Regions from separate parts of the Mus musculus genome. Here regions 2 and 3 are each linked to region 1. A link is a loop called in an ENCODE intact Hi-C map of the cell type or tissue named here. Cell type or tissue: heart. All regions are shown on one strand. Links, peaks and the distances in the headings refer to the core of each region. The heading gives the core; the rest is flanking DNA.

Region 1 (7,069 bases), core at 1,133-6,132:
CGGGTGGTCACTGCCCATCTTTTTTGATTTTGAATTCTAAACCAGAGTTCTCGCCTTTTTCTGTAAAGGCCAGATGGCACACACTTCATCCTTGGTGGATCGTGTTGCAACTTACCCAGCATTGCCTTTCTAACACAAAGCAGGAACAGGTACTACCGTGCGAACATAGCTGTGCTCCAATAAAACTTTATGTGGATACCAAAATCTGAACTTCATTTAATTTTCATGAGTTACTTGATACAATTTTTGATTTTTCAAATGCTAGAAATGCTTAAAAACAAAACAAAATAAGACAAAACATGTGCTGGGCTTGGTGGCACATGCCTTTAATCCCAGCACTCAGAAAGCAGAGGCAGGCAGATCTCTGAGTTCGAGGCCAGCCTTGTCTACAAAGTGAGTTCCAGGACAGCCAGGGCTATACAGAGAAACCCTGTTTTGAAAAACCAAAACCAAAACCAAAACCAAAAAAAAAGACAAAACATGTTTGTCAGCTCAACAAAACCAGGGACATATTTTGCCAGTTCCCCAGATTACATACTCTTCAAATAAATGTTTAAGGTTTTTCTGGAGAAGCTAAGAGTCTGTAGGGAGGGGTAACAAATTCAACAGCTTGACAAAGCTTGGGGAGAGCTTGGCTTTGTCTCCTGCTGTGTGCCCACCCTGCTAAGAGGAAACAGAAGTCAGTAGGGAGAGTTTTGCCATTCTCCTTAAAACTACTAGAAACCCTGATGTTGCTGCCTAAATTTCAAATGAAGGAGATTTCATTTAGAAGTCTGGATTCTGAGATGCACAATGCCTTGTTGGCCTGAGACCTTCCTGGCTTGTGTCACACCTGTGTCACCAATACCAATTTGTGTGCGTTTGATCAAACTCTTTTGTAGTCTTCTCTGAGAGTACCACCTCTACGTACTTAGTCTTTAGGCCTTAGGGAAGCTAAATGGTGGAGAGAATAAAAACAAGGCAGACAGCTAGCACCATCAACTTGACAGGATCTAGACCAGTGCTTCTCAACTGTCCTAATGCTGTGACCATTTAATACAGGTCCTCATGGTGTAGTGACCCCCAACCAATGGAAAACAATTATCTCATTGCCTTTTCATAACTGTAATTTTGCTACTGTTCTGAATTGTAATGTAAATATATAATATGCAGGATATCTGATATGTGACCCCTAAGAGGGTCCTGACACACAGGTTGAGAACCAGTGATCTAGAATCGCTGATCCAGGAGGCAAACCTCTGGGTGTGTCTGCGAGGGACTTTCTAGATTTGGTTATGTGAAGTGGGAAGACCTGCCCTGAATGTGAGCTGTGGGCATCCCATGGCTGATGTCTCAGGAGAAAGCTGGCTGAGTGCAGCCTTCCCTCCCTCCCTCCTACAGGGGACAGAATGGGGCAGCCATATGTTCTTGCTGCTGCGACTTCCTTACCACTAACCTGAATTCCGCTGAACTTCGAGCACAAATGAGCCCTTGTCAGACATTTTGCCACAGCAACAGGAAAGGGACTGACCCATAGGCTTCTACAGCAGAGAGAACCAGGCTGAAATTACAGCTCTGTTCTTCACTAGCACAGCAACTGTGGCCAAATTACTTAAACCTCAAAATGGAAAGAGAAGCACATACCGAAAGTAGTGGCTATCATGATCTTTCTCTCTCTCTCTTCCTTCCTTCCTTTCTTACTTTTTCTTTTTCGTTTTGGTTTTTGGTTTCTGGATTTTTTGAGACAGGGGTTCTTTGTATATCCCTGCTAAGATTATAATATACCCGATTTTATAGAAAAAGAAATTAAGTCCTAAGAGGTGGCATGAGTCCTCAGGGAGACGTGCTAACGGTTCAGGAACGAGGACCTCCTTCCTGGATTACAGGCTGGAGGACATTTCTCTGTACCTGTGGCTTCAACAGGACCCACACTGTGTCCCATCTTTCAGGTTATGCCACCTCATACAATGCTTCTCATACAAGACTTTCCTTTGAGGGTCAAAACTCTTCTAGTGCAGATAGCCAACTGACTGTTTTTTAATTGTCATTCTTTTGGGAGGGTGACATTAGCAGAGACAGCTTATTCAGAGGTTGCACACTTCAGGGGCTCGGATGATGGCTCGGTTGGTGACGTGCTTGCCATGAAGCCTAAGTTCAGTCCCCTAGAACCCATGGGCGATTGGTGCACATCTGTAATCCCAGCACAGGATAGTCTCTGGAGCTGCTGGCTTGGCTGTCTAGCTGAATCAGTGAGCTCCAGGTTAAATAAGAGCTGCTCACCTTGACCTCTGGCCTCTATGTGTGCATACATGCACCTCCCACAAAAAAGATAGCATGCTTCCGAGGGAAAGAAGCAGGCCAGGGAGGGGCTAAGCAGCTCAAAATGACCCGGCTATAAAGGACGAGCGTTATTGCACTTAAGGGTCATGGCTTGTGTACCCAACAAGCCAGGTTTGGTCAATTGTCCTCAATAAGCTAACTAAAGAAGCCATACTAATAGTAAAAGCAGAAAACAGGCATTATTCAATGTGGCAATACTGGGATGAAGACAAGGAAATCTATCAACTTCTCCAAGTCTACCTTGAGGGGCCTTGACAGAGGGTAGAGTTTTAATAGGAGGCAAGAGGCACATGGTAGTTCAGCTATGAAAAATGTCACCAGAGTAAAATGACTTCAGAAGCTGCTGGAACCACTCATTCTCCCCTCTTTCTGGAGTCAATTTGTTGTGGGTGACAGACACCCTTTCTTTTTATCCCTCTGTGACTGTCATAATGCTGCCGTCCTTAGGTGTGCCCTGACAAGCCAGGGTCAGCCACCCATCCTAATCACGTAACCAAGGAGCCTGGATATTAGTGAGAGCAGACAAAGAGAGGCACCCAATGCGGTCATGCCGATGAAAGGACAGAGGGATCACTGGACCCCTCCCCATGTCTGTCTTTTTAACTACAGTTCTGCAAGACTAAACTGACAGGAACTGCTCAGGAGATGGAATTCTAACATTGACTAGGCTGAGGCAGTTCTGTTTTAAGCTCGCTGACACCCTCTTGTGGTCAGCAGAATAATTTTAGTTAAGTATAAATTGGGAGTGATTTAGAAGTTAGTGCTTAAATATAACAAGATAAATAAGGGTAAAATGACATTTTAAAGGTTATTATATTATTTTAGGCTTTAGCCTATGCTTAGAGGCAAAAATATTTCCAAGTGTCTCTTCAAGAAACATCAAGGTGAGAATGGATGTTTTTCTTGTGGTGCTGTTCATAAAAGAAATACTATTATAATTAAGAATAATGTTCAACATATGTGGTAGTAGCCATATTACCACCAATTCCTTAGGCTTTTTTTCTAATGCTGTAAATGAAAGAATATTCTGTGATTCTCTGGATTTCACTGGTTTGTGTATGGATAAGAATCCTATTTGGGGAACTTCTCCAGAATGTTGCCTTATCAAGATGCACTCCATGAACACAGCTCTGGAATGGGGTGTGTGAGAATACCCCATGGAGAAGCTGGCGAACCTGCAGCTAAGTGAAAGTAAGTTTACAGATGCCCCCTTTGTATTCAAATGCTGACTTAAGAGTCAGGGATAACTAGAGCAGCAAGGCAAATAAGGGTAGCCATACACCTGTTACCTGGGGCTAACAGCCAAGGGGCCATCATACAGACAGAGGAGGGAGGGAGGGCCTTTCTAACTTAGCATGCCAACCAGTGTGGACAGGAGGAGTGGTGGAGTAAGACATCACCACTTGGCAACCATCACTGTATTCGTACACGCAGAGAATGCCAAAACAATGGATGAATATTGACAGGTTTGGAACACACGCCACAAACACCCATCCTAATCATAATGGGAAATAGCGCTCGCTCCAGGTGAATCCCATCGGAGAGAACACCTCCACCTCACCATCGGTGGACCAGTTCTCCGTGCCGGATAGGGCACACTGAACGGAGCCATGTTGTCAGTGACTTTCCTGCCAAAAATTCGTACTCTGGGTCCCGAATCAAAGGATGTTTTACAAAACAACAGGTTGTGGTCTTCAAAATACCACAGAGAACCAGTTATGAAAGCCAGCAAAATGAGGAACTGATGAGACAGAAAGACACCAAAGAGGCCGCTCTTCAACTCCTTCCTGTTCTCACTGGGCACTGGAGCTGAATACGGTCTGGGGACAAGGCTTCTACACTGTATCAATCTCACATTCCTGAGCTTGAGGTCTGGATGGAGGCCATGCCATGTGCCTGGGGAGGAAATACTCCGGTATGTAGAACTAAAGGATATGTACATTTTACTTTCAAGCAGTTAATGAAAAAGAGACACATAGGCACAGGTATCACATGTAACACAGAGAGAAATTAAAAAGACTTCATAAACACAGTGTTTATGAAGGTAAAAAAAAAAAAAAACAAACAAACAAACCAAAGCAAACCAAAATCAAAACGGTTAAATTCCCAAAGGGCAGAAATCCTAAACAGAATTTGACTCCTAATAACGTGACCCCGTGCCCCGTTCTCATTCAAGGCATGTCAGTGCAAACAGATTCCCCTCACATTTAGAGAAGATCAGAACATGTAGTGATAAACTTGGAGGAGAAAATTCGAGATCTATTTTTAAAGGACATTCTATTGGAGTTTTAGGGAAAAAATCACATACATAAATAAATATTAAAATATACTTCTATTTGCCACACATCATCCATGCATGCAAGCATCAGGCATCTGTCGTGGAGTTGGGCATTGGCGAGAAGTGAGCTATTTTCAGAATGGTTAACTAATTCCTGTCATACTTTTACAACAAACCCAGCTTACTCCCACCACCAATCCAGAAGCTATAGGGGAAGAACAACCATTGCAATAGTAGATCCTGTTAGCCACGAGACAGTTCCTCCACACTATGGGCCCCTCCAAGCCAGGCCAGGACACCGCAGTTTCTGGTGGTACATTTTCATCAATAGGAATTCAGTGTGGTTAAGGAGATGGTTTTCAATCGAGCATAGTGCTTTTCCTTTGGGTTAACACAAGGCCTATGTAAGTATAAGATTTTCCAGGAGGGGTATAGGAGAGTGTTCTTTATGGGAACATTGCCCAACCCACACCAGCAATGAAGAATGTATTGAGTTTAGCAGCTTAATCTTCACTCCTAAAATAAAATGCAATGAGAATTACTCAGCTTTAAGTAGCTCATTCTGTGATCAGCTGATAGAGTGTCTGGCATGTATAAAGCCATATGTGTATGTATGTATGGTTTATATGTATATATATATATATATATATATATATATATATATATATGTAAGATGTATGAAGGGTCTGATTCTCAGTATAGCAGAAACAAGATGTGGTGGTATATGCCTGTAATCCCAATACTTGGACACAGAAATAAGAGGATCAAGTAGGTCTTTCTTGGATAGATAGCCAGTTTGAGGCTAGCCTGGGCTACATACAACTATGCATCAAAAAGAAAAACTGGGTGAAGCTCACTAAATGCAAATGTATTCAGAACAGCAAAGAAAAAGTTGGCAAATTTTATCCTGGCAACGATAAAGCCTCATAAGAGCCGTGGTGCCACTTGATGGTGAGTATGTGAGAAAGGAGCTAGCCCTGAGGAAGAACAGCTCTCATGCGTGCTGACTCCTAGCTATGAGCTGGACACTTTTACTCTGGGATTTCCTGGTTCTATGAGACAGGAAATTACCATTTATAGCTTAAGTTAGTGTTAACTAAATCAATGTTCCTATTAAACATCATCTTACATTCTGTCTTTTTTTTTTTTCCTTCTGAGACATAATCTCATGTAGCCCAGGCTAGCCTCAAACTTACTATGTAGCTGAATCTGGCCTGGAATTCCAGACCATCTTTCTACCTCTTAAGTCCTGGGAGTAGAGGTGTGCTACAACACCCTGGTATGGTTTTTTTGTTTTTGCTAAGATACAAATGTGTGCCTTCATCTTGCACAACTTTTGATTCCACAATGAACCTGCAAACACATAGATAATAGCTTTTTTTCTTCAAATGCATAAGGAGAATTACTGTTTTAACCAGCGGCCCAACCCTATTTATTTATCCTACAAATCATAAGTGGCGTGCAACACAGCTGTATCATAACCATAACTACAATAAAGGGCTTGTTCAGCATAAAGGGCTCATTCTAAGAGGTCTTCTAGAATTGTCTACTTGATAAAATATTTTTTAATAAAAGTAAATTTTGAGGGCTACTGGGTTAAACTATTTGTTTTCTTTACAGTGGGTATCCCCAACAACAGATGTACTAACTGACTTAACCTGTAAACATCTTCTCAGTTACAGTGTCTTGCAACGGCTAGCACATAGGCTCCTGTCTTAGTCAGGGTTTCTATTCCTGCACAAACATCATGACCAAGAAGCAAGTTGGGAAGGAAAGGGTTTGTTCGGCGTACACTTCCATGCTGCTGTTCATCACCAAAGGAAGTCAGGACTGGTACTCAAACAGGTCAGGGAGCAGAAGCTGAGGCAGAGGCCATGGAGGGATGTTCTTTACTGGCTTGCCTCTCCTGGCCTGATCAGCCTGCTCTCTTATAGAACCAAGACTACCAGGCCAGAGATGGTTCCACCCACAAGGGGCCTTTCCCCCTTGATCACTAATTGAGAAAATGTCTTACAGCTGGATTTCATGGAGGCATCTCCCCAACTGAAGCTCCTTTCTCTGTGATAACTCCAGCTGTGTCAAGCTGATGCAAAACTAGCCAGTACAGCTCCCTAGAGAACAAAGTTCCTATGATGCTGCACTGAAAGACAGCTGACTGAGCGAGCGCACTGCACTTTCAGACCTGTAGCTTCCCACTTGCCCAACCATTCTGCTGTGCCTCTCTCCCTGCATCTAACAACCCCCATGGCTTTAAATGCACGTCCCTGGTCAGGATCATAACTCACACTAGCTTGAAGCTCTGACCTTTAATTTCAAACGGCAGCAGAACACTGTTACCGGAGTATCAGCCCTGCAATCTCACCACCATGAACACAGCATATTCAAAACACTCGAATGGCCAGGCGTGGTGGCGCACGCCTTCAATCCCAGCACTCCGGAGGCAGGGGCAGGCGGATTTCTGAGTTCAGGTCC
Region 2 (7,069 bases), core at 637-5,636, 56 kb before region 1:
GGCTGGCGACATTGTAGAGTGGGAATTGCCTCCCTATCCTCAGACCTCTGAAATGGGGGATTTGATAGCAAACTGCACAACAACAAGCTGGAAATGGTTTGAGCAGAGGGCAGCTTCCTCTCGGGTGAATTGCCATGCCAGCTGCGGATGTATGTTATTGTTGGCTCACTGTTCACAGGATGCTGTGCGCAGACCTTGGCTGCTGATGGGATGTCAGCGTTCAGAGGCACTCGGTGAGGATGCCCAGGAAAATGAGAACAGGCTTCGGAGTTTCCAGGAAACCCTGCAGTTTAGCATCACACAACTTACATGTTGCAGTGCTTTGCTCTGTGGGAACTAGAGGTTACTGGGCCCTTCAGTTATGTTACTGTTAGTTAGAACAGGTGAAGCAGCAGCCATGTTCCCTGCTGCTGAGAGAATGGTGCCTGGAGCTCTGGGTGGAGTCTGCATCCACCTTACCGGTACTGACCCTAAGTGACCAATGACGCTCTACCACTGGAACCATTACCTTGAATTTCTCCTCGTAGTTCTCGAAGGCTTCCATGACCATGCACACTGCCTCCATCGAGCGCTCTAGCCGGCGATCCACCCCGTTGAAGCGGTACATGCTGCCGGAGACGTCCACCACCAGGCGCAGGCGCTTGGGCTTCTGTTGTGGACTACCCAGCTGAGGGAGGGGATGGCAGAAAACCATGGTCAGCTGGCTTCTTGCCCAGGCTCTGAGGTGGCAGCCCAAGGTGGGCAGGTCTGTACAGGGCTGTCCCAGAGGGTGGAGGTAATGGCGGTACCCTAGTAAGCAGATGTCAGACTGGCTGCACAAGGAAAAGAACTGCCTCTGGGATATGGTAAAGCTACCGTCCGGAGGTTGACAACTTAAAGATAATGCATTTTAGAAATGTCAGCCTGGGAGGATAGAAGCCCCACGTCCTTTACTCTGTGCGTCAGCATCCCTACGCAGTCACTTGAAGGTCATTTTTCACCTAGGCTGAAGAAATACCAGACTGTTACAGCACAGTTACGTGAGAGGTGGCCTGGCCAAGAGCGTAAGCGTTTTCCGAACGCCTCTTTAGAGCTTTTGGGTTTTCTTCTGCTTGCTGAACTTTTTTCTTTTTCTTTTCTTGGCAGTTAGAGTGGCATTGAACCGCTATCTGGCAAAAATTACTGATTAAAATGTGAAATCTTAGAGATCAGCTTGGGGCCCAGACCCGCCAATGCACTTTTTTTTTAGATTGTCAGTAATAATAAATAAGAAAAAGTCCAGATTATTCTACTATTATATACTTGCTGGCATGCATGAAATATGATAGGCAGAACTAATAATTTCAAGAAAATCCTGTAGAGGGTGGTGAGATGGCTCATGAGATGGCTTGGTGGCTAAGGAACTTGCCATGGAGCCTGACTACATGGGAGAAGGAGAGAACTGAGTCCTGCATGCTGTCCTCAGACTTCCATATACCTGCTGTGGCATGCATGGCTCCTCCCCTGTGTGTGTGTGTGTACATCACATATATGCATATATGCAGGATAAATAAATAACTTAAGATATCATGAATGTTTAGAGAATAACAGTAGGAAGCAAATCTTATACATCCCTTTAAACTATGTTGAGTGTCCCTGATTAGAAGCAGCGTGGCACACACGTGTGCATGACTAACTCACAGATGTGTCCACAACTTGCTGACCACAGTGAGTCAGAGAAAGCAGCTGTTGACTCATGGCAATGACATAGAAATAAGACCTCCCAAATTACTACCAGATCCACTCTGAGTAAACATTACAGAGAGTGACACTCCTGTCCTCGCTCGTTGCGCCCCGGCTCCCGGTGGCTACTCACCAGTTTTGATTATTCAGGGCGATAGAAAACCCCAAAGTTCACTAGGATTCAATAGTTGACCATGTTGCCACAGTCTGGTGAATACTTATTTACTACAATTAGTATAACTTAAGAGAGAATTCCTTGTTTCCTACAAACTGAAGGCATGTGATAGACACAGATTGTTACAGTTCAGGAGAGCAGGAGACCGTATGATTGCTCTGTTTCTCTCTCCTGAAGACTCCTCTGGGATCCACAAGCAGCAGGGCATCTCCCATCCCCACATCCTCAGAGCACCCACTCTGCATCTGGGGAGTGGATGGACCTGGAGGTGGCCGCATAGGTAGCTTTTGGCTTCTGGCTTTCTGGCTACTGGCTGGTGCAGGGCTGGTGGGCAGTGCTTGTTCTTGGTTTCTTCTCTGAGGTGGCTGGACTAGGGTAGGAAGGCTGGCTTCCCCTCCACTGAGGACCATAGCACCGTGAACTACCCTCTTCTGTTCTGATATAAACTAGCATCTTCCGGTTTTACTATTTATTCCCTTGCTTCGCCTGGTTGAACCTTAGGTCACAGTCTGAACTCTGGTGTTAACTCCTCTAAATTTGGTTAAAGCTCACCCTGCCTTTGCTGGTTTTGATGCTGTTTTGGGAAAGGGTGTCTGTACGTAGCCCTGGCTGTCCTGGGCTCACTTTGTAGATCAGTGTGCTTTCAGCCTCTGACGCTTGAGGGTCAGGATTAGAAGAGTGCATCACCATGCCTGGCTCTTGCATTGCTTGTTCTTAATATTATTCTATTTTGTGTACGTGTTCCATATCGTGAGCCTTTTTAAAAAAAAGTTATGTTTCCCATAATGCTTTCTGTAGTTGCATATTTTGGGTTAATGGTGTTTTGACACAACTCATGAACTCTGTACAGAAGGCTGAACTATGTGGATCTGAGGCTCGGGGTTCCCCATTATTTACCTGGGGTTCCAGGTCACCCCGACGTTTGTAGATGGACTTTTCTCCCGCCAGCCCGTCAATGATCTTGGCGTCGTCCAGTTCTCCGGTAGCTTGGTGTCTTAGCCACTGTCTTTCTTTGCCTTTAGCCTGCAATGTCACCGACAAAGACACATGAATCTTTACGTGCTTAGTGCTACAGTTCTTTGACACACTTTCTTTCATGAATAACAGGAAATACACCGGGATCCTATCAGTCAGAGAGGTCTCTGCCAGAATGTGGTCACATGGCCTCTGCTCTGCTTATGAGAAAGGCCTTTGGAGTGTGGTTTCTCAGCTGTAATTGTTTTAACACATGGAACAATACAAAGAACTTGCACAGAGGACATACGAACAGGAAGACGGTATGCAGATGAACCCCAAGGGAAAGTTCAATGTCTGGAAATGTAATGATGACGTATTTCTTATGGATTTTCTGTTACAGGGATCCCAGAAAATTTATTAGGTAACAAAACAATCAGCTTGAACTTGTTAACGGTGACAGAGTCTGTGCGCTGAGCTTCAGCCGTCTCCCTTCTGCATGGGAATTTAGTCAGGTTCCCGAGACTGTGTGTGCAAACTGGAACAGCTGGGGAGGATGGGAGCCGCCTGTGTGACACATGGCTCTCCGCTTTTCTAGGTCTGGAAAGCATCTGAACTTTTTGGAAGGTACTTCCACAGCATGCTTTGCCACAGTAACACAACTGTGCCAGACAGCCCAAGCAGACAGGTAAAGGATAAAAAAAACCTCTGTGCTGGATAGTTTTATGTCAGCCTGACACAAGCTAAAGCCACCTGAGAGGAAGAGACCTAAACAAAGGCCTCTGTAAGATGAGGCTGTGGACAGTCTGCAGGGCATCTTCTTGGTGACTGATGCGGGAGGGCCCAGCTCATTGTGGGTGGTACCATCCCTGGGCTGATAAGAAGGCAGGCTGAGCAAGCCAGCAGGCAGCACCCCGCCACTGCCTCGGCAGTAGTTGCTGCCCTGTTTGAGCTCCTGTCTTAATAATGATGTAGAGGGATAAGCTAAACAAACACTTTCCTCCGCATGTTGCTACGGTGTCTCATCGTAGTAACAGAAACCCTAACTGACTAAGACGAACTCTAACATCCCAAGGAAGGTGCATACTTAAGAGAGCCCATGACCGCAGCTACATTGCGATCTATGCTAAAGGAGCCTTGGGAATACAAACCAGACTTTAGGACACACTCTGTCTCAGAAATATAAAAATATGGGGAAGAATGGAATTAGAATATTTTCTATTTCCTTTATGGTGACAGGAGGGGTTTAAATTTAGTTTTCTATAGCTGTGGTAGGCATTAAAAATTCACTAAAAGAACTTGATGTGGCATGGGACTGAAATCATGCCGGGCTAACATGGCCATGCAGCAGCTAACAGAGTGGGTGGGGAAGCCTCAGGGTCATCACCTTTGATTTATGAAAATTAGTGAATAAAGGTTTAACAATGGTGCATCTGTTACCTAACATGACATACAATTTTATACCAGTACAAATCCCATATTCCTCCTGAGCCCAGCTTAAGAATTCAACTTTCGTACCATTTTGATGACAGCTAGCTACTGCAACTATGTCACATTCATTCACTTTTTCTTTATTTCCCTAGTGGCTAACCATGCGGGAGTCAGTCCTCGGCAGTGATGCCCAGCAATGCCAGGCCTCCAAGGAAGCCTGCGGTATCACCAACCAGTCACCAGAATGACAGGAGCCAAGTCCCCATCCCTGCTTCAGGGGTGGTGGCCTGAGAAGATTGTGGGAACGAAGGCTCAAGGTTTATATTTGCCCTCCTTCCTGTCACTGGTAGCTACATATCTTACCATGACTTTCCATGATCTGAGCTTTGTGCCAGGATACACTATTTCTGTGCACTCATGGAATTCTTGCCAAGAATATACACGTGGGCCAACTGCCCACCAGAATTAAAATATCCATGTTGGTGAGCTACAGGTTTCTTTTTTTTTCTCCCCCATTACAGGTTTCTTTATTTCATATTTACATTAATATATAATATTCATTTATAATTTTGATAAAGGAATGATACTCCAAATATATAAAATTCTCTTAAAACCCATGTTCTAAAAAGTTAAAAATGGGCAAAAACCTATGGGAAAACCTGTTACACTAAATGGGCATATTGTCAAATTACATTCTTACTATTTATGTTTACAGTCATAGATCAGTGCTGCCCTCAGCCTTGCTCAGAGAGCTTCTTATTGTGGTGGCAGTGAATGCTGAGGCACCACTGAATGCGCACTCTCTGGGGGGCATCGACATCTCCATGTTTAAGGCTCAGGAAACAAAGCACAGGAGGGAGAGCTGAAAGAAGGGTGAAGGGTGTGATGGGTGTTATGAAATGACACGGCCGTTGCATGCACAGACTAACAGCAGCTACCACTACCTGCAGAAAACACACCCAAGACGAGCTTTCAACACCCCATCGTGGGTGGGAGCAGGGCTCGTGAGGTCCCACCTCTATCCTGAGGAGTTACTGGCAGTTAATGGTTGCTATAGCCACTGGCAAGTTGCCCAGAGTCCAGCAATAACCCTATAGCCATCTTCACATAAGCCGCCCCCCCCCATACCCGTAAACTCAGGGGGTCTCTAAGACAAGACACAAAGCTGGAGGGAACCTGCTGAGAGGAAGTGTGTGTGTGTGTGTGTGTGTGTGTGTGTGTTGGGGTGTATGATCAAAATACATCATATACATGAGTCTCAAAGAGTAAGTCTTTTTAAAGGCCAACACCTTAGTACCAGTGTGCCTTCTTTGCTGTGGGGCCTGCTCAACTGTACATGTGAGAGCACGTCTGACATTCTCCACCATTAGATTAAAACAGCTATGAGATATCATCCTATGCCTAGGAATGGCCCTGATCCAAGCCGCTGACAACACCAAGTGTGGGCGAAGAAGGGCTGAGTGAATGAACGCTCACTGCCGGTGGAGCTGCTATAGCCACTTGTGAAGACAGTTTGGCAGTTTCTTGTAAAACAAAACTCACTCTCATAATCCAGCAACTGCAAGCCGTGGTATTTACACAACACGTAAGAAACTTGCATCTACACACACAAACACACACAAATTATACATGGTGTTTTATGCATAACTGCAAAACCTTGGAAGCAACCGAGATATAACTGGGTAAACTGTGGTATGTTCTAGCAATGGAATATTATTCAGCATCAGAAGAAATGAACCATTACATCTGTAGCGCTCTTGCTGTAATAAAGTGAGTAGAACGCTGTGGTTTGTTTCTTTATGCGTGACCGTACGGGGCTGGAGAGGTGGTTCAATGGTTAGAGCACCTAGTGCTTTGTAGAGGATTCACATTTGGTTTCCAGCACACTCATCAAATGCTCACAGCAACCCATAATTCCAGTATAGGGGGATCTGATGCCTACTTCTGACCTCTACAATGACTGTACTTATATAATTTTGAAAAATTAGCATAGTGAAGACTGCCATATAGGTGTGCCTAATTTAAGAAAGTTTTATAAAAAGACTTTAAAAACCTTTACTGTGAGGCAGCCCTCAAGACCACAAAGTGGTTGTTAACAATTTCTGACCCAGAACTTGTAACAGAGGACAAGAAGTTGATTCCTAGTTGCAGGTGCCATGGACCTTGGACAGGGAGAAAGCGGCTCAGATATCGAGTGCTGTAGAGTCATGCGATTCCGGGGAGCCTTGGTGCACAGATGCAGCAAAGTGAAGAGTTTTTCTTTCATGATAATAATTATGACAATTCTTTTAAAACACGATAAAAGTGTTTCTTTCTGCTTGGACATGGGTTACTGTTACTGCCCTTGATGGGGAAGTTATTTTTCTCTTAGAATATCCTAATTGTTATCTTTGGTTATCACCCAAGACTGGAGAGTTTAGTCTTAATTTTCTTAAGCGGCCCTTATTTTCCTGTAATGATCATCATCCCAAAGCATTCTCTAGCACAAAGACTGTTTCCTTAAACTATGTCAAGAGAAGACTAGGACTTTGGGGCTGGCAAGATGGCTAATCCAGTAAAGGAGCTTGCGGTCAGCCTGAAAACTCGAGTTCAATCCCTGGGACCCACTTGGCAGAAGGGAGAACTGACTCCAGAAAGTTGTCCTCTGACCTCCACACATGCATTATATGCATGTATCTCCCCGTACACACGCACACACGCACACACACACACACACACACACACACACAAATGCAATAAAAATAACTGTCCAAAGACCCAGCTACACCACTTCTGGGTGCTTTGTTCCAGATTTTACATTTCCTCTAT
Region 3 (7,069 bases), core at 1,447-6,446, 150 kb before region 1:
TAACTGTTCCCTGAAGGACATCCATTCACTAGGTGCTTGGGTGCAGATAAGAAAGGTTGCCTAGGGCCGAAGGCCAGGGAGCCTTAAGCTCAGAGAAGAAAAACATTTGGGAAGGGAGGTCACCTTGAGAGGAAGCCCTATTGTGCTAAGTATAGAGCCAGCGGAGAGGTTAGGAAACAGGTCGCGGCTGGCCCCTGGGGACCCAAGGTACAAGGGAAAATGAAATCTGGGTCCTTCCAGAAAGGTGAGGAAATAAAAGAAGCCTCGTCAGAGAAAGCAGAGAACAGCTCTTCACCCGGCAGGCAGGCAGCTAGCTGGACGGAGGTGGCCAGCAAAGCCAGGCTAAGACAACTGTCACTGTTTCTTTGTTTGCTTGTTTTGTTTAATGGACAGCTGTGAGCCAGTGCTTCTGTACTGGTGGCTCTCCACGCCTGTGAGATCTGCTGTTTTTGTCTTGTCTGTCCCCAGATCCAGAACCCATCCCCGAGTATCTACTAAGGCCCATTTTGAAAGACAGACTGTCCTCAGTGAGAATAAAGAGCTTGTCTAAAAGGTCAGATTAGCATTTCCTCCAGAGAATCAAGAGGGCCCCAACAGTCACTGCTTTCTTTCTTTTAAGATGTCAAATACCTGGCTTGCTTCTGTCCTTGGAGTCTGGGCTCCTACTTTCTGGTACTTTTGGTTGTGTAATTCAGGAGAGAGACAGACAGAAAACAGGAGGGTTGGGAGTAAAGCCTTCCTTCAAAAGAGCTGTCCTGCACAACTGGCCAGTGGCAATTTAAAACCTCTCTGCTTCAGCCACTTCCCTTATTGTCAAGGAGGGAGCAAGAGACCCAGAGTTAAGTGACAGAGTGGGCATGACATTGTAAACTGCCCTGGAGACCAGAGCATTACATAGGGTTGTCTCTGTCAAGGGTGAAACAAGCTGGGACTTTCAGTCATGTGTCTGGACAGCTCCGCAGGAAGGCTGATTTACCTGAATGAGCGGGTGGGGGAATAACTATCTCCTTAAAGAAACAATGTACTTTGTTACCTAGATGGTTCTGTTAGGTTTTTTTTTTTCCCCTGCCAGTTAATGAATTAAGAATCAGGAAAATAGACAGTAGGTAAATCTTAGATGTATCAGAGGGAAGCAGACAGAATCAGCTGGTAAAGACATTTATTAGGAATGAGGAAATGCACAGGTGGGTGCACTCATCATCAGGACACTCAGAGATAAAGACCCTGGGCAAAGCAAGAGGGTGGAGTCTGGAAGCTGAGGCCTGGTTTCTCCTCGAAGGTTGATGGTTTGCTTTTGTTTTGCTTTTTTGTTTGTTTGCTTGTTTTGTTTGTTTGTTTGTTTGTTTTGTTTTGAAACAGGGTTTCTCTTGTGTCCAGGAGTTTGCTTTGTAGACGAGGCTGGCCTCAAACTCTGAGATCTGCCTGGCAAGTACTGAGATTAAAGGTGTGAACCACCATTGCCCAGCAAGCTTGGTAGTTTCAAGGGTCCTTATGAGGGGATCTTCCTCCTTCAGTTTAGGGTTGGTCAGTTAGAACACAGACTTGGAGGCTAATATGCCCATAGGTTTGGGGTAAACACACCGTGTGGTCTGGCCTTGAACTTGTCAGGCAGTTCCACAGACCGGAGACCCCTATTGGTGGGAGGAAACGCCTCTCAGGCCTTTGTCTCAGGTCAGAAGGGTGATACTTTTGTGATTCGGTGACATGATGCAGTAGGAGGGGTGCCTTAGCGGGCCCATGCTGAGGCACCCCTGCCACCCTGGTATCATCCCGTCAGGGTCTAGTATGAAATGACGTTTATTTGGGAAGGGTTTGTGGGGAAGGGAATTGAGGCAGAGAAAGAAAGGGGACAGAGAAGGACAGGAGAGGAGAGGGAAACAGGGGAAGAAACCCCCCCCCCCCCACACACACACACATACACGCTGCTGCAAGGAACATGGAGGTGGGAGGATGGGGGTGGGGGAGGAGGAGGAGGGGAGAGAGATGATGGGAGTAGAGAGAAAAGACAGGGAGTGAGGGGGGAAGAGGAAGGAAGGGAGGAGAGGGAGAGGGAGGGGAGGGAGGGAGACAGAGAAACCAGAACAGTTTTTTATAGGTGAGCCAGGCTGTTGCTAGGCAACTGTAGGGCGGAGCCTAGAAGAAATGTTAACCCAGGGTAGGGAAGAAGCCCGCCATCTTGGAAGCCGATGTGCTTTATTAGCGAGTTATGGACACTCTCCCTCTCTGTCTGTCTCGGGGAATCTGCCTGACTCCTGATCCCTCATTTCCACACCCAGGAGCCCCAACAGCCTTGCAGGCAGTGGCTTGCCAACCTTCCTTGCTAAGCTTGTCTACCTTTCTGACATATAAAGCACAGCTTCTCTCATCTCTTCCTTTGCTTTTGTTTCTTTGGATACTGATCCGAATCCTAAACCTGATTGCTCGTTCTAACCCTGAGGACGTTCTCACTCTCAGCCTGCGCTACTGGACTTGCCTGCTTTCTTGGCCCTGAACTTGACGACTCAAAACTCGATCCTCTTAGCCATCCCCCCCCTGTCAGCAGCTGCCAAGCTGCAGTTTGTCTTCTGAAAGGTCAAGCAGAAGGAAAGACAAAGGACAAGTGACTTCAGACAGATGAGCTCTTTCTTATGGTGTAAAACCTGCAGTAGGGGTGGGGGGAGGGAGAGATGGGGGGTTGCTTGTTATAATCTCTCAGATCTTGCAAGCCACTTATAAACTGGGGTAGTTAGAGGGATGTGTGTGTGTGTGTGTGTTGTGTGTGTGTGGTTTCCCCTTTTGACTGGGGACTGACTTTGCTGGCAGTGACCAAAGGAAGATGAGTAGTGAGTGGAAGAATATCAGGTAACTGATCTGCTACCATCAGGGGTCTGCTGCCGCTGGCAGTGTTAGGAAAGCTAATGTGGAATGCTAACCACTAGAAATCTTCACCATTTAATGGAATGAAGGAACTTATCAAAGTGTCTGGGGCAAGCTTAACTCCTGCTCTGTTATTCTTTCGAAATCTACTAAAATAGCTCTCCGCGGGGTATTGCTGGGCAGTGGTGGTGTATGCCTGATAATCCCACCACTCAGGAGGCAGAGGTAGGTGGGTCTTTGTGAGCCAGCCCGGTTTATAGAGTTAGTTCCAGGACAGCCAGGGCTACACAAAGAGAAACCCTTTATGGGTGTAGGGGTGTGGGGAGTAGGTGGGAGACAACCTCCAAAACAACAACAACAACAACAACAACAACAAACAACAACAACAACAACAAAGACAAGGTATCACTATATAGCCTTGGTTAAGCTGGAACTTGATATGTAGACCAGCCTGGCTTTGAACTCACAGACATCCACCTGTCTCTACGTCCCCAGTGCTGGGATTTAAGGTGAGGCCACCACACCTGACCTGAATACTTTTACAAATGAGACCGAGACTCCACTGAAAGAAACTCCAGGTCCCTCCTAACACTCAGAGGAGGTGGCAGGGGGAGGGGTGAACTCTGCTGCCTCCAAACCCTGGCTTTTTCTTTCTTTGAAATTTTAAAAAAATTTTCTTCATCTGTATGTATGTCTGGTGACATAGTATCTGGTGACATAGGAAGAGGGTGTCATCCTCTGGGACCAACATCACAGAACCACTGTGTGGGTGCTGGGAATTAAACCCAGGTCTTTTGCAAGAACAGTCAGTGCTCTTAATTGCTAAGCCATCTCTCCATTCCCCTTTTCCTTTTTAAATGATAGATTATAATGTGCTCAACTGGATGTTAGGAGGCCCCTGTCTGAGGATGGGAGGTGGACCTGATATGGTGAGGTTTTTTTCTGCCCAGAGTTCCAGTCCCTGTATGGACCTCTTGTGATGTTGGACTTTGGCAAACTGAATGACAGTTCCTCACTGGAGCTGTGCGGAGCCTGCTAGGCAGTCTAAAAGGAGCACAAACCAGAGTCCACCTTAGTCACCTTTCTAGGCAGTACAGGAAGAGGGGACTGTCACATGAAATATGCCTGTTCTAGCTTGGCACGGAAGCATCAGAAGTCACTTCAGGGTTTCTTAGGACAAAGACATCCTGTTCTGGGACTTAAATAGACGAATCTAGCGTTTAAGTGTGCAGTCGCCTTCAGAGGGCCACTTGCGAGGGATGTTTATGCGGATGTGACTGCAGGAGAATCCACCGCCTTTGGAAAGCCATGCTCTGGAGGCCTCTTGAGAGTGGGACTCAAGTGCACTTGTCCCGTGGGTAAGGCACTTGACACAGGTGACTCATTTGTTCTCAGAGCAGCCCCGCTAGCCAGGCAGTAGTCACCCCCACCCCACCCCCAGTGTGCAGACAGAAAGAGCTTCAGTCAGGACAGTGCAGAGAGGCAGGGCTGGTCCACGCTCTCTCTGTCATGCCAGAAGATCTTGTTCCCACTCAAGGCTTCCTGCCATTCCAGGGCTCAGGAGTCAGCTTCCTTGGGACGTTGATCCAAATTAAATCGCATAAATCTTGCCCTGTGACCATGAAGTTCAGCTTTTCCCTGTCATCATCTCGCCACAACCTGACAGTCTCTGAAGTAACCTGGGTCAATGTTGCCATGGTAACCTCATGACTTCTGAGGAGAGATTTGATGAATACGGCCCCAGGCTTATTCCCTTTGGCTTCTCAGGCTATGTCCAGAGGTTCTGTAGCAAAAGAGAGAAGGGGGAAATGTATAAAATTCATTTCTTGAGACCTCAAGCAACAGGGACATTTAATTTAGAAGCCACCTAGCTTGGTCCCCAGTACAGCTAAGTATATTGGAGATGAATTTGTTTAGTTTGTTTTTGAGACGGGGGGGGGGGGTCTTAATGTAGGCCAGGCTGAATTTGGATTTGCTGTGCAGCTAAGGATAACCTTGAATTTCTAATCCTCCTGTCTCCGCCTCCCAAATGCTGGGATTTCATGTGTGTACACCACACAGTTTTATAGTGGGCTGGTGATCGAACCCAGGGCATTTGTGCATGCCCCCGGGAGCATCCTGTCAACCTGACTGAGGGACAGCCCCAGCCCTGGGCACGAGACCCTGCTGCCTCAACGCCTGTTTCCTCTGCCCTTGGAGTCTCCTGCATTTTGTCTTCCTGGACTTGCTTAGACCAGGGGCAGCCTTGCTCATGACCCCTCCACTCTACGCTGAGCTGTTGGAAGCTATGGCTGCCGCCCCACCAGGTCCCAATGCTCCCATGGGAGATGTGGCCTGGCTGACCTGAGTTGAAATCATTCCAGGTTGGAAGGAGCCGTGTGTGCTCTTAGACCTGGCTTGGCACAAGCTGCGGCCTTCAAACCCTTCGTTCAAAGGAAAACCAATGCCTCCCCTATTTCAAAATTAGCTTGGAGTAATAAGAAAGCTGAACTGGGAACCTGAGAATTGATTGAAATCTTGGCCCTGCTGCTTTCTAGTTGGAGATTTGGGGTAAGTCTTTAACCTGTGTTGAAACCTGAGTATTTGGTTGTAAATACCACAAGCAACTTAAGGCATATTAAGAGAGAGAAACGAAAACACATAGAGCGTATTCATGAAGAAAAACAAAGGAGAGAGTTTTTGTGTTATTGAAAAATGTGTAATGAGTAAGTTTAATTATCACGAAGGCTCAAGATATGGCTTTAAATTGTGAGTGCTACCAATCCAGAAAGCCCTTTTTTGGGGGGGAGGGGCTCTTCATGGTCAAAACCTGGTAAAGATAACTCCACACTGGATGTCCCTACTTATAGACTAGGGAGGGTCTGAAAGTCTTCCTGGTTTGGGCTCTCTCCTATGCTCTACTTCCTCCTCCCTGGACTTCCAGTCTGCAAGGCCTGATGGGAATGTTTTTCCCAGGAAGAGTTGCACTGCTATCTGATGACTGTAAGGCCAGCCCCAGGTCCTTCAGAGTCCAGGAGGAGGAAGCCCAGGCTGCAGGCCTTTCCTCACCTCCAGGCTGACTGTACCCTTCCTGTCTCTGTCACCGCATGTGACAATCTTACCTCACCTGCCTCAGGGCAACCTATGGGCTCTCTAAAGACACCGGCACCTCTTTCATTCTGATACCAAGATCCCTGGCACATAGTAAGTGCTCAAGAAACCCAACTGAGTTATAAATTTGGCTGTAGGACAGGATGTCAAACTGCCAGGTGTTACTTCAGGCCCGAGTCTCTGCTTCAGTGGAACTTGTTCCAAGTGTACGGAAGTAGTTTTGGCTGAATAGTTATTAATATTGTAAAAGAAAAACAACCAAAAAGCACAACTCAGATTGGCAGGGGAGTCACTGGTGTGCTGTGACAAGAATTTGCTTCACGTTTTAGTGATGAAAGGACAAATTCCTTGGAGGTGAATCTCTGAGTCTACAGTGTTACCCGTCTCGTGCATGGCAAAGACCTGGAGCTGCTCCTCACTGGGTGGGGCTCTGCCCCCGCAGCTGGTACCTTCTTTCTATGCAGCTGCCTTGTCTTAGTTAGGGTTTCTATTGTTGGGAAGAGACACCATGACCACTGCAACTCTTATAAAGGGAACCGTTTATTGGGGCTGGCTTACAGTTTGGAGGTTTGGTTCATTATAATCGTGGCAGGAAATACAGTGCTGTGCAGGCAGACATAGTGCTGGAGGCCACACTTGCTAATAGTGTCACTGGCCTCTAGTGCCTACAGAGGCCATTTTCTTTCTAACCACCACAGACCTCCAGCTTCAATCAATCAACTTCTGGTTAGGGCTCAGTGGGCTCATGGGATTTTTTTCTCTGTTGTCCTCACTGTTAAACTGAAGACACCAGCTCTGTGTTGATGCCTCATTGGGTCACTGTTGCTTGCCCAAAGCCTTTCCATGCTTCTTGACTTGTCTCAAGACAGACTTTTACATAATTGTGTCATTGAGTGAAGCTCATTTACCACAGCGTCTTCCCCGTGTACGGGTCTGTTCTCTAGTGCAGCCATGGGGCTTGGCCCCCATCACTACTGATTTCAGAGTATTTTCATCACCCCTGAAAGGAAACTGATACCCACCAGTTCTCACCTCTTCCCCATCCCCTGGCAGTCCCCCGGCTGCTGCTTCTATGGATTCTCCTATTCTGTCTATTGTGTCTAGATGGGATCATGCATTATGT

Evidence for each region. A loop is a pair of places that touch in the nucleus more often than their neighbours do. Peaks named below come from ENCODE experiments on the same cell type or tissue, not always from the same donor. Only the 100,000 strongest peaks of a DNase experiment are listed, where the experiment ranks them.
Region 2: a loop joins it to region 1, with 5 times the contacts of the local background. A loop is called at or near these places in 7 of 42 quality-filtered maps.
Region 3: a loop joins it to region 1, with 3 times the contacts of the local background. A loop is called at or near these places in 2 of 42 quality-filtered maps.

What each region holds. Positions count from the first base shown.
Region 1 is chr14:79,120,683-79,127,751 of GRCm38, reverse strand. All of the region lies in intron 37 of Vwa8 (von Willebrand factor A domain containing 8), which reads right to left. The region is part of intron 1 of Gm30970 (a long non-coding RNA gene); the gene reads left to right. Among named protein-coding and RNA genes, the nearest start is that of Gm30970, 11 kb to the left of the region's middle. In heart, for the core only: a CTCF peak has its summit at 3,021 (motif pointing left); a DNase peak (open chromatin) is centred at 2,761.
Region 2 is chr14:79,176,571-79,183,639 of GRCm38, reverse strand. It overlaps Vwa8 (von Willebrand factor A domain containing 8), which reads right to left. Exons shown (of 45, transcript NM_027906.1): 41 at 2,774-2,899; 42 at 509-667. Gm4632 (predicted gene 4632) reads left to right here. Exons shown (of 3, transcript NR_152203.1): 2 at 3,429-3,518; 3 at 4,414-4,747. Among named protein-coding and RNA genes, the nearest start is that of Gm4632, 19 kb to the left of the region's middle. In heart, for the core only: no CTCF peak of the experiment used is centred there; DNase peaks (open chromatin) are centred at 3,109 and 3,349; H3K27me3 peaks cover 446 bases.
Region 3 is chr14:79,271,255-79,278,323 of GRCm38, reverse strand. No RefSeq gene overlaps it. Among named protein-coding and RNA genes, the nearest start is that of Rgcc, 27 kb to the left of the region's middle. In heart, for the core only: no CTCF peak of the experiment used is centred there; DNase peaks (open chromatin) are centred at 4,113, 5,153 and 5,823; H3K27ac peaks cover 359 bases.